3 separate regions of the Homo sapiens genome follow, and all the other regions are linked to region 1. A link is a contact called in ENCODE Hi-C or POLR2A ChIA-PET data. All regions are on one chromosome and are shown on one strand. Each heading gives the region's core, a stretch centred on a gene start or an enhancer-like site at or near the end of the contact. The rest is flanking DNA. Distances are from core to core; before and after follow the strand shown.

Evidence for each region. Hi-C counts contacts between places; a loop is a spot of excess contacts on that map. ChIA-PET counts read pairs that join two places held with the same protein, here RNA polymerase II (POLR2A). Pooled maps may share reads with other maps.
Region 2: a map of naive thymus-derived CD4-positive, alpha-beta T cell shows a loop between it and region 1 (7-fold over the local background). The contact joins the promoter of ZFP36L1 here to the promoter of GPHN in region 1. A Hi-C loop is called at or near these places in 1 of 168 maps with a recorded cell type or tissue (naive thymus-derived CD4-positive, alpha-beta T cell), 3 of 37 single-sample maps with no recorded cell type and 9 of 50 pooled maps.
Region 3: a map of CD8-positive, alpha-beta T cell shows a loop between it and region 1 (16-fold over the local background). The contact joins the promoter of DCAF5 here to the promoter of GPHN in region 1. A Hi-C loop is called at or near these places in 5 of 168 maps with a recorded cell type or tissue (CD4-positive, alpha-beta T cell, CD4-positive, alpha-beta memory T cell, CD8-positive, alpha-beta T cell and 2 more), 4 of 37 single-sample maps with no recorded cell type and 16 of 50 pooled maps. POLR2A ChIA-PET finds 5 or more read pairs at or near these places in 1 of 52 experiments (CD4-positive, alpha-beta memory T cell).

What each region holds. Positions count from the first base shown.
Region 1 is chr14:66,506,769-66,510,886 of GRCh38, forward strand. GPHN (gephyrin) reads left to right here and starts at 1,379. Exons shown (of 23, transcript NM_020806.5): 1 at 1,379-1,823. The coding sequence starts at 1,760. RefSeq lists silencers at 1,424-1,613, 1,964-2,113 and enhancers at 2,204-2,363, 2,614-2,663.
Region 2 is chr14:68,790,559-68,794,571 of GRCh38, forward strand. ZFP36L1 (ZFP36 ring finger protein like 1) reads right to left here and starts at 2,509. Exons shown (of 2, transcript NM_004926.4): 1 at 2,324-2,509. The coding sequence starts at 2,380. RefSeq lists an enhancer at 1-42 and silencers at 2,667-2,736, 2,757-2,956.
Region 3 is chr14:69,151,097-69,154,996 of GRCh38, forward strand. DCAF5 (DDB1 and CUL4 associated factor 5) reads right to left here and starts at 2,023. Exons shown (of 9, transcript NM_003861.3): 1 at 1,669-2,023. The coding sequence starts at 1,882. RefSeq lists silencers at 338-797, 958-1,007, 1,828-2,467.

The sequences.
Region 1 (4,118 bases), core at 129-2,628:
AGGTCAAGATCTTGATCGAGACTATCCTGGCCAACATGGTGAAACCCCGTCTCTACTAATAATACAAAAATTAGCTGGGTGTCGTGGCACGCGCCTGTAGTTCCAGCTACTCGGGAGGCTGACGCAGGAGAATCGCTTGAACCTGGGAGGCAGAGGTTGCAAGTGAGCCGAGATCGCGCCACTGCACTGGAGCCTGGCGACAGAGCGAGACTCCGGATCAAAAAAAACCAAAACCAAAACCAAAAAAAAACCTATCAAAGTGACTTTGAAATTTGTGTATAAACACTGATATACATCTTTTAATACTTTGCTTTTCACTTTTATGCCTCCAGGTTACTACAGCTAAGAAGAGAAAACATATACATATGAGTGTGTGTACACACACACACACGCATATAACTTTTTAAAATTCAGAAGTTGAAAGGTCCAGAACGATAGTAAGAAACTAACGTAGAATAGCCACAGGTGATTAATAACACGTTTCATGAAAGGCACATGGAAATAAATGGCAACAAAAGCTACTTTCATGGTAATCTCACATCCCACGAATACTGAAATGAAAATCGCCGCGGCAATGGACTGTGGTTCAGGTGGAACACGTTCTCGTTCGCTAAGGAGATTGATGCTTTTCATCTAAAAGCAGCGCTCATGGCGAAGAGGCTTAAGGCCACAAAACCGTGGGACAGCAGGAGGAAGAGAAGCCAGGTATCTCCACTCCAGCTGCCCTGCCTCAGACTCCTCAGTTTCGCACGTGAGGATCGTCTTGCAGGCACTGACTGGAGATGGAATCCTAAAGCATAGGTGAAGCGGAAATCCTCCTTCAGGGAGAGCCCACTGAGGAAGCCAGCGGCTAGCACGAGGCAGGACAGGATACCTCCCTCTTCGCCCACGGCGGCCTCTCTGTCATAGTAGCCACCGTTCTGCCACTCATGCAGCTTTCTAAGACACCTCTCGGTTCCCCAGCGCTTTCAGTGGGGCGGCCGGCCATTCCCGAGGGTTGCAAGAGGAGGCCCGGGGTGCTGAGCCAGCCTCGCTGCCCCCGCGTAGAAAGCCGGCCCGCCGGCGAGAGCCAGCCTAAGGCGCGGACAACCAACGAGGTGTCAGGCTCGGCAGGGGATTGCTTCTGTCTGGGGCCCGGCCGAGGTTGCGTTCGTGCCTCGCGCGCACACGCTCCGCGTTCACTCAGCCAATCCGGTGCTACTCGCGCGCCCAGGAGCGATCCGCGGTCCTACTCAGGCTGGGCCGGCTCCTTCCCGCTCCCAATACTCAGCACCCGAGCTCTCACTCCTCCCCTCACTCTCCACGAGTTCCACGCCTAGGGGTGTAGCTCCGCCCTTGTCCCCGAGTCCGCCCCCGCAACCTCCAGAGCGTGTGCTATCCTTTCCTCTCAGTCCTGCCATCTAGCTGCCTTGGGTCTCGCGCTCCGCAGAGCGTTCCGACACTCTCCGGCCTCGTTCTGCCGCCTCCGCGCGCTCTCCCCGTGCGGCCACCGCGCCCCCCAAGCTTGCCTCCTTCTTGCCGGACTTGGGGCCGCGCGCCCTGACTCCTTCCCCTCCCGCGGACCCGCGCACTCCCGGCGCGGCCTCTCCCCCACGCAGGCCACCGTGCACTCTGTGGCCTCCCCCTCCTTCCCCGCTCTCCTCGCGCTTCTCTGGCTCCCTAGCTGTCGCGCTCTCCTCGGCGAGCGCGCTCCCGGCCCGCGCGCTCCGGGCTCCGGTTTCTCCCGGCTCCTGTCAGTGCGGTGACTGCGCTGGGAAACATGGCGACCGAGGGAATGATCCTTACTAACCACGACCATCAAATCCGTGTCGGAGTCCTTACAGGTAACCGGGGGAGGAGGTCTGGGACCTATGAGGCTGCTGTCCCTGCATTGCCTTAGGCTTTTCGCCTGTGGTGGCCCTTCTCTGCGGCCTCGGGAGGAGGGAAGGCTGAAGAAGGGAACCGCGGGGGTGCATTTTACAACCGCTGAGAACCGCCGGAGATTGGGGGTGTTCCCGCGGGTCCCCTCCCCCAGGCCCCAGGAGCCGGGGTCGACCCCGTGGGATGTTAGGCCCCAGCGCCTTCGGAAGCAAAGTCCTGGGCCCCCGGGGACCGAGGGGCCGGTGCGGAGGGCGCTGCGGGGCTCCGCGCTGTCGGTGCAGGCGGCGGGATCCCGGCTCCGCAGTCTGAAGCATGCCGCTCTCGGCTGGCCTGGGCGCATCCTCCGCTAGTGCTCTTCAGAGAGAGGGGGGAATCCCATCTCCACCCCCTTCCTCTCCTTCCCTTCCCCCCACCTGGGCGGCCCCACGCCAGTATCTGTGCTTGCCTGGACGAGACTCAGGTGTTAATCAGATGAAACTGCTCCTCCTCGGGTTGTCCCTCGCGGGCCGGGCGTCCCCTCAGCCACCCATGGGGCACCCTTCGCCTCCCTCGGGGGATGGGGGATCGGCTTGCGTCCGGACCTCGGAAAGTGTCTGCCTTCTGCCTTTCCGCGCAAAAGGCCCTCTGTCTGCCTCGTCGTTTCCTTAGCGAGGACGGGCTGCAGCCTGCTGCCGGGGATCCAGCTTTTTACTTGAGAGGGCAGGATTCCCCTACTCGGGCTCCTCTCCCCCTCCTTTCTGGGAACCCCCACCCCGGTAGAGCGTCCCGAGGCTGGTGAGGAGCGCACTTTTCCCGGGTCGCGTTTCCCTCCCTCGCGAAAGCCGTGTGTGTTCTGCATGTCTGATTCCGTTGCGCTGAATTTGGTTAATATCCGTCACTTCGGCGATCGGCAGTTGCTGCAGGGCATGACTTCCAAGATGAACAGCAAGCGGATTTGTAGGGGTTTCTGCTGTGGTTCTGTAATTGGCAAGGTTTATGTGTAATTGAGTGGCGAGACGGGGGTTAAAGAACTATATTTGGAATCTGAGGGCTTAGTTTGGAGTGAAGGAAATCCAAGACTCAGTGATGTGATTTCGGAAAAAGAAGCAGTGTGGACGGGAATCCTAGTGTTTCCCTTACTTCTTTTTTTAATTTTTTCTTTAACTGTCAAATTCTGACAGGTCGAGACGGTGCTCGAGAAGGGACTAAATTGAATAAGACTTGCTTTTATTATTAGGTAGAAAAAAAATGTCTGAGACTGCCGGCAGATATTGAGTGCAAAGCTTAATTTAGCTGCTGAATTTTATGAAAAGGTGATATCCAAAGCCTCCTTTTTTCTCTTTTAAGTAAAGGATTGCCTTTCCCTGGTATTCTTTCCGTATATCGATGGTGATTAATTGAATTTTCCTAATTAAAAGACCCTTGGATAGAGAAACTAGTCTAAACCAGTTGCAGAAAAGGGAACCCCCAAATCAGAAGGTGCGCTGTTCTCTTCTTTTGGTCCTGAAACTGTTTGGGTATGTGAAGATTCAGTTGTATTTCAGAATTCCTGGAGCTGACATTGCCAATTTTCGAATAATCTGATGGTGGGATGTCAAAGTGTATATCTTTTATCTACCCTCAACTTGCACTTTAAATTCCAGCCATTCTTTGACAATAATAGAGTAGTGAGAAACCAAAATATGTCAGTTGTCTGTGGAAATAAAAAAGGCCATAGATGTTTAAAAGTTAAACCGTAGAAACATTTTTAAAATGAACATTTTCTACTTAAGCTTTCCATTAAATAATAGTTTCATTTAACGAATCAACTTACCTTTGTGAAGTGACATAGCAGATAGGTGTTGTACAGACTGCTTTGAAAGATGCAGCCCTTATCTGGTGTCCCTACAGTCTAATATGGATAACATTGATACGCAAACAAATGAAGAAACATTGTATGTAATTATTGTGCAAAACTTTTCTAAATACATTACCTATGAGTTTGGGGTTAACTGCAAAAGAAATTCCGTATTCAGATGGATTAGGAGAGAATGTGACTACCTGAAGGGAGAATTTAATACATTTACTAGGTCAAGAAGAAACTGTCAATTTTAAGGGGAGTTGAAAGTCAGCAGCCACTTTATAAATAAATATATAGTTGATGATGAGGCTTCTGAGCTAAATAAAAATGCAATGTAAAGGCCTTGAAAAGCTGAAGTGGAATGGGTAGGTGGCATAGGTAAAATGTTAGAGAGAAGGTAACATTAACATTGACAGTGGAATTAAAGACAGTCAGGGGA
Region 2 (4,013 bases), core at 1,259-3,758, 2.3 Mb after region 1:
CCCCTACACAATCACAAACGCCCGCTCTTTCTCAAAGAACTCATCTCTACCTCGGCTCTAGCAAGCTCCCTTCCCTCTCTCCCTCCCATAGGCCATTCACCTGGGTTTATTTTGGCCCCATGCGTAAGAAACCACAAGATCCAAACTGTGTGACAAGCACCCTGCTCCATGCTGACTCCTGCAATGCAACCCCCATGTCCTCTGTCCCCAAAGCTACCACTTTAAAGTTCAACTTTTTTACTAGTCAAATAGATTCTTCAACTCAAAATATCTCACACAACCCAGACCTCTCTAGATTACCGCACCCCGCCCCCGCCACCGCCCGCGACAAAAACAGGTAAACCTCAGAAAGGAGTCTATCATAGGCTACGTTAGGTCCCCTTCCAATCAGTCTCTGCTTAATTGATACCCCCTCCTTCAAGACCTGGCCTAAGACTCTCAACTTCCTCCTTCAGAAGTGTTCCCTTCCTTTGGCAACAGGTTTTCAGACTGCCTTTGCTTTTTCTTGTGGGGAGGAGATTGGGGGCCTGGTCTGAGGTTGGGGGAGACAGGGATGTGATTCCTGAAAATAAAACTCTTTGCCCTAAGTTCCCGGAAGAGATATTTTCTACAATAATCTCTCTCACCATTTCCACTCAGCCCTAGCCCACCCCGCCCCCTTCACTGAGAAGATGCCTTTGCAATTAGTCTTTTGGCTGCAAGAGCAAGCTTGGATAAGAGCTCCAGTGTTTAATCTTTAACGCAAAGCTGCAGATGGAAAGGAAAAGGAAAGCACCAACCCCCCTACCCACCTCCTAGTCAATAGCGGATTGGGGGTGGTGGGGATGGGGGCAGAGCCACCAATGGCAGGTTTCTGTTCCAATAGGACCCTGGTCACCTGCCCAAATTGTACCCAAGATTTGGAAATGGTGCAGGTCAGGGACCTAGGAGTTAGTTCCCAGCCCATGTGGGTGTCATTGTGCAAATTCTAATGTTGGTCCCTTAGGATCAGCAGGGGGGGACCGGGAATCTGTAACTGCAACCACCCCACCGAGAGGATTACAGGAACCCAGTCGAGAGCTGGTTCCCAACAATGAGGTTCATTTAAAAAGTCGTGAGGGGGGAGGGGGGCCAAAGAAAGAAATAGATCAAAGAGCGGGAGAGTCGAGAAAAGAAGGAAGAAATGTTGGGGAGCGCTGGCAGCCGGGCTGGCAAGTGGAGTTTGGGAATGTGCAGGGAGGGAAGGAAGCTGAAAAATTCAAACTTTTTAAATGCTACTCTTCAGCTCCTCGGCGTCCCTGCACCCCAACCCTGCAGCCCTGGGGCGTTGGCAGCTGCACCAACAGGAGCAGCAAGCTGGGAAAACAGAGCAACATGACCCGACGTGTTAAGAGAAGGCAAAACACTTCAGCAATTAAAAAGTAGCCCAGCAGCTTCACCCTTTCAAATTGGGAGGGGGAGGTTGGAAAGAAATTTAACAACATCCATAGACTTTTGCTATGTACATTTAAACCGCAGTCCTGGAACATTCCGAGTTTAAAACTTGCTTTTTCAACACTGGCTGACAAGCAACATGTTTTAAGGAGCCCCCCATTAAATCCTTACTCGCGGGACTCTCGAGTTCAAGCCAGCATTTTGTCGCCACCTCCCCCCCCAACCCCGCCCGCAATCGATGAGCCGCAATGCCTCGGCAACACAGGTAAGCGGGTCAACCTGAATGCCTCTTTCACCCCAAAGTTTGCTGCACGATCGGCTATCGCGGGAAGAAGCCCAACGGAGCTAGGGCGGACTCAAGCCCCACTGCAAACTTGTTCTGCAACATCTTTTTGAATCACAACTTGGCCTTTCTTCCTCGCATATCCCCAGCTCCCCCCAAAGAGTGGAGGAAAACATTGTCCCGAGACTCACTTCCCCGAGGGACCTCCCACTCCCAACCCCACGGGTGGGTAATGCCGCTGGACAGACCTAGGGCGCAGACTGGGAACCCGATCAGACCAGCAAACCTGGGATCCAGCAGCACGTTACGTAAAACAGGATCGCCCAAAACTTGTCCCAATCCCAGCCCTCCCCCCGAAGCCCCCGGGCTGCCCTGCCAGGCAAACTTCGCCCCTCAAAACCCTGGCCTCCAGATTCACATGTAATCCCCGCCAGCAACTGTTGAAACTCAAAGGGTGGGAAGGACGGGGCCAAATTCCTTCAAACTTGGGAGAAATGCCGGAGGAGAAAAGAATCATCTCGCTGCACCACTTTCCCCATTGCCTTCCAAGACCCAAACTTTTGGGGGTTCTTTCTTAAGGCAAAAGAAAAAGACTTTTTGAAAAGCAAATGCTCCGCCCCCCTTTACCTTGCATAAAACTTCGCTCAAGTCGAAGATGGTGGCAGACACGAGGGTGGTGGTCATCCTGTGCGTTCGCGCGAGCCAGGGGCGAGGATCTGGTGTGTCGCGAAGGTCCCGGTGCGGGGAAGGCGCAGCCTCTCCTGTCTGGAGTCCCACACGCCAGTTCCCGGCGCCCCTCGCCTTTCTGACTCCGGGCTGGGGCGCGCAAAGCCCAATTTATAAAGTTCAGATTTGGTGGGCCGGGGGGAGGAGGAGCTTTAAACTTATTTAAATGAGGAAGAGGAGGAAAAAGAAGTTGATTGACACTGGAGTTGAATCAGCCATGCGGTCAGGCGGGGAGGGGGGGCAGGGGGAGGAGAAGAAACTTTCAAAAGGAAGAAGGGGGAGGGGAGACGAGAAAAGAAGGCGGAAAAAAAAAACCCCACTGTGAGCCGCGCACAACTTTTTTTTTTTTTTCTTTAAGAGGAAAAGTTTCAAGTCGGCTGACTTCCCTACCCGGCGCTTCAGGCGCCCCCTCTCCGGGGCCGCGCGGGCGCAGAGCGGGAGGGGCGCGCCCCCTCCTTTGTCAGCCTCAGAGCGCGGCTGTGACGTCACTCATTCCACTCCCTCCGGGGTTCTTGTTGTCATGTTGTTGTTTTTTGTTGGGCAGGAAGGCGGGCTCGACTTTCTCTTTTTGCCAGCGGGAGCTGAAGCCCGTCCTTAGCGCCCGGGCCGCGGTTTCCATCTTGAGCTGGCGGTCTCCTTGAAACTTCCCCAAGTGTCTGCACAACTTACCTTTTCCCGACTTCTCTTCGACACTCGGCTCCCTTCGGCAAACCGGGCAGGCCGAGGACATTAGAAATTTGGGACGCACAGAATGTTCAAGCCTAGGATTTTATGTTGCTGTTTTTTTTCCAGCGGGGCGTAGGGTGGGGCGCGCTGCTGGGGGGACTAGGGAAACTTTTTCCCCAGGAGGACATGGTCTGGCGGGGGCGAGCGCGGCACAATTTAGTGCGCCGCACGCGTCGACACTCGCGCTCGCTTTGCAGCCGGCGCTCTCCGGGTGTGGGCGGGTGGGGGGCGCCGCAAAAAAAGACCACAACCCGGGACGATTGTTTGTTTTACCAGGCCTAGGCGTGCCGTTTCTTTTCACGCATCCAATCTTTAAACTTTTTAGTCAAGAAAACCCTAATCCTTCCTGAATGCCCCTTCCTCCCAGAAAAAGCCCACCGAGCAACTCACTACTTTCCACGCGCGCTCCGAATTCTGGGCGGCGCCACAACCCTCCCTCCTCCTCCATCCTCCCCACACACACCTCAAGACTCTAGAACAATGAAAAAAGGTTACTTTGGTAAGAATGAAGGTAAAGAGGTGGAGGGAGGCGGCACTTTTAACTTATTGTTGCTTCTCTCTCGCCCCCACCGGAGTGGAACATATGGCTTGTCACGCTGCGCCGTTTTGGCGGGAGGTGGAGAGGGGGACATGGGAGCCACGAAACCGAAGGGCCCGCAATGGAGCATGACTCCCTTGAAAATGATAAAATATATACTGTTAGGTTTGGATGCCGCCCACCCAAATAAAAAGTTAACGAGTCCCCCACCCGCCCCCTGCGCCTTGGCCCGACTGCTGGCGTGATGACCCAGGCGGAAGTCGCAGGGCTGCGCTTCTTTCCGATTTCCACGCGGGCTCCGCCGCCCCCCTCGGCCCTCGCACGTTT
Region 3 (3,900 bases), core at 773-3,272, 2.6 Mb after region 1:
CTGGGAGCTAGGTCTATAAAGAAGAGGTCTTCCCCCATTTTTGCTCTTCAAATTTATTTGATAAAATTTTATACGGTGCTGTGGGGGAAGGAGGCTTTTGTCTGAAAGATCAGGTTTCTTCAGAGGATGATCTAGGGCCAAAATCTACCTAGTCAAAGAGAAAACGATCTGGGGTACAAAAGTCAAGTCAGTTCTGGACAGACCCCAGAAGGTTTATCATAAAATGATCACAGAAGACCTTTCTCTTTGCTACCCCCAAATTGGACTGTACGCCCCATGTCACTTCCGAAGGTTACTCGCGAAGACGGATGCTTTGCCAAGATCCCAGAAGTTTCTGGCGAGCTGCTCACGGACACAAATTAGAAAGACATTCAGGGACCGACCTGGGTGAAGCTAAGCGCCACGTCCAGCGCTGGGTTCCCCCTTCATCCCTCCCAATATAGGAAAAGGGACAGAAGAGGGCAGCAGCCAAGCAGGAACGCCCAATCAGCCGTCTTCACCCCCCCTCCCCTGAGCCAGGTTTCGGGGAGCCGCCCCCTAGCCCTCACGTAGGCCCATTCCCACCCGCCCCTGCCCTGGGCCCGCGACCCCAGGGAGGAGGGGACGACGGCGGCGAGCGCCCCCACCGGCAGCAGGCGCACCTCCCCAGGGGCAGCTGTCGCCGCGGCCCGCGGGGCCCGGGCCTCCCCGGGAGCAATAGGCTATCGATTCAGCTGCCTGTCGCTAGGAGCCCCGGGAGAGCGAGGCCTACACCGCCCGGCCGGAGCCCCGGCCTCGATTTCGCCACTTTCCCCAAACCAGAGGGAGAGCCCGGGGGCAACCAGGCCCGTCTGGGCGAGAGGGAGGAGAAGCAGAGACCACTTGCAACAGCGGCCGCGGGAAACGGGGTGCGGGGCGCCGGGCTCCCGCCAACAAGTCTCCCGGGGGTCCCCCACCCTACCGCCTGCCTCGCAAGTTGCGCATTCAAGTTCAGGCTGGTGCCCTTTAGCCTCCACAGCCCTCGCCACTCTCGAAACTGTATTAAAAACAAGACGCAGAAGAGGCCACAACCGAACGAAAGGCGATGGTGCTGGGCCTCTAAGAGCGCCGAGGGGGGCGGCCCACAGCGACCCTACCGCCCCAGTCACTTCCCCTCTGCAGACCCCGCCAGCCCCCGGGTCGCAGCCCCCGGCCCCTCGGCGTCCGGGTCTGTCACCGCCCGCTTCCCAGCCCCAAGACCCCTTTTCCTTAACGCCGGCGACGGGGGCTTCAGCTCCCCCTTGCCTCCGGCGCTCCTCGGCCTCCTCACCCTCCACATCCCCAAAATGCCCCCAGCACCTTTTAAAGTACGCGGAGGAAGAGTTTGCCGTCAAACTTTGTAGAGCGGTAACCTCGCCCCCCTCCCCGACCTACACTTTCAGGGCAGGCATCAGGAGAGATCACTTTGCACTTGGGATAAAGCGAATTAAGGAGCTGTCAACCATTTTAGGTCTTTTTTATAGAAGACATCCTCTCCTTCCCCTCCCCCTGCAATGGTTTTAATTTGACACCAAACCTTCCCACCGCAGAAGGGGGTAGAGAAAGGGAGGGGGTGGGGACAGAGGGCAGGAGGAGGGTGACGGGGGAGAGCGAGAGGGGGAGGCTGGGAGGGTGCGGGGAGGCGCGGGGAGGGGAAGGGGGTTGATTTACCTGAGACCAGCCACTGGCCTCCATTGTTGGAGAATTCAATGGCATTGACACAGCCGAAGTGGCCGAGGAGGTCCTTCTTGTAGAGGTTTCTGCAGCCCCGCAGGCGTCTCCTCTGAAAGTCCTGAGTGAGCAGGGGGTCCCCATGCAAGCCCCGCTGGGACAAGAAGCCCACCACTGACCTCATGCTGCCCCCCAGGCCAGCTCTCCTCTTCATGCTGGAACCGCCGCCGCCGCCGCTCGCGCCGCCGCCCCTCCCTCGGCCTCACGCGCGGCCGCTGCTCCCCCCACCCGGCCCTCCCCCCGCGCTGCGATCCGGATGGTTCTTTAACCAGCCATGGCAGGCAGAGCGAGGTGTGCAGACACTCGGCGGCGTTCGCGGCTTCCTGACGGTCCCCTCCCTCTCCTTCCCCCCGAGGCTCCTCCCTCTGCCTCTCCGCCTCCTCCAGCAGCTGATCCTCAGCTGCCGCCGCGCTTCCGCGATGCGCGGCCCTTCCGCCGGCTGCGGGGCCCCGAGAACGCGGCGTCGGCGCCCCTCCCCTCCGCGGGGGGCTGGCCGGAAGAACGCGGGCGGCCGGCCCGGAGACCACGGGCGCCGGCTGCTTTCCCAGTTGAGCCGCTTCCCGCCTGGGGACCTGGGTGGCGCCGGGCGGAGACCCCTCTGCACCCCAGCGCCCCGCACTCCGCGGAGTTGAATGCGCGTAACAATCCGAGTGGCCGCCGGGCTTTGGCTCGCCTTCCTCCCGCGGGGACCCGCGGGCCGGCTGCTGCCCGGAGGCCAGCGCCCGTACGAGTTCGGGGAAAATGCGGCTGGAGTGGGGGAAGGTGCGGGCGGGGGCTCCGGCCCTCCTTCCTCTGCTGGCCTCTGCCTTGGGCAGTCCGGCCCTGCCCGAGGCGGGGGAACCGGGAGGTAGGGCCGCACACTTGGAGGAACGTTGCCTGGGGGTTTTGTTCGCGCACCCGCCCCTTCCCCTCTCCCGGTAAATGTTTAACACCACCGCTCATCCCCAAGTCCAGTTCTCTAACTCTTCCTTCCTCCGGTCCTTTAGTTGAAAAAGGCTAAATTGTTCCGTCTGGCAGATTAGAGTGGTACATGGGGGGAAAGAGAAAGGGATAAAGAAGTAGGAAGAAAATTGCCAAAACCGAGTTGATGAAGTCCCGAGAAGCACGAGGTACTTCTCTCCGTTCCAGATAAATTTGCACGACACAAGAAGCGTGATTTGAAACTAACGATATATGTTATTTAATTGGGTTCGGTGAGCTCCTCTTAAAGGTCTCGAGTGGGGAGCACTGAGGTTGGACAGCTGTTAACCAGCAGCTGCGCTCCAGGCCAGAAGTGGCTGCACTTCAGTAGGATGGGAGTCACCGCGTTGACCCTAGTGGGTGTTAAATGCTTTGGAATTCTACCAGATACAGTTAAAAGTCCCCTTTTCGATGTATTATAGTACTTTTCCTGGAAGCTATCCTCTGTCATTAAGTGGTAATAAGCTACTGAAATAGGCACTTGTCAGTTTTGCCCTTTCAAGTTAGCAGGAATTACATCCTCTGGACCAGAGATGGCACAGGAGCAGTTGAGTAGAATCATCATTGAAAGATGGGCTGTACATCTCTGATCTGGGGAAAATAATAATAATTTTTTTTAAAAAAAAAGATCGGCTGAACATGGAAGAGGTTTACCCGTCAAACAAAATTATTTACTTCTACTTTTTGTTCAGTGACAATACGATTAATCGTACTAATAACAAATATGCAAATGTTTCATATAAAAGTACATATTCTAGCAAACATTACTAAACAGAAACCAAATTCCATCAGAACTTGGGGAAAAGGGCAAAAAATAAATAAATTTTTAAAAGAAAGAAATCAAATTCCAAAAATGTGAATTTTAATGGAATATTGTTCCCCTAAATAGGAAACTATGTGGTACTTAAAAGGTTTTATCCTCAGGATGCCTTCTAATAATCCTTTGTGTTTATTCATTATAATCACCACCTAAAAATTAGTAGCAGTATACCAGCTTTATTAAAGATGTATAGCACCAAACATCCTTCTGTCATTGCAATGTCAAAATGTGTAATTAATCATTTATTTTTGTGATGATATGAGTCTCCCCACTCTGCTGTAAGTTCTCTGAGAGCAGGGACTACGTCTGTTCTGCTCAAGGGTGTATGCCTGGAGCCAGTACTTGCTGGCACTAGTGGCCGCTTTAATACTTGCTGAATTCATGAATGTACT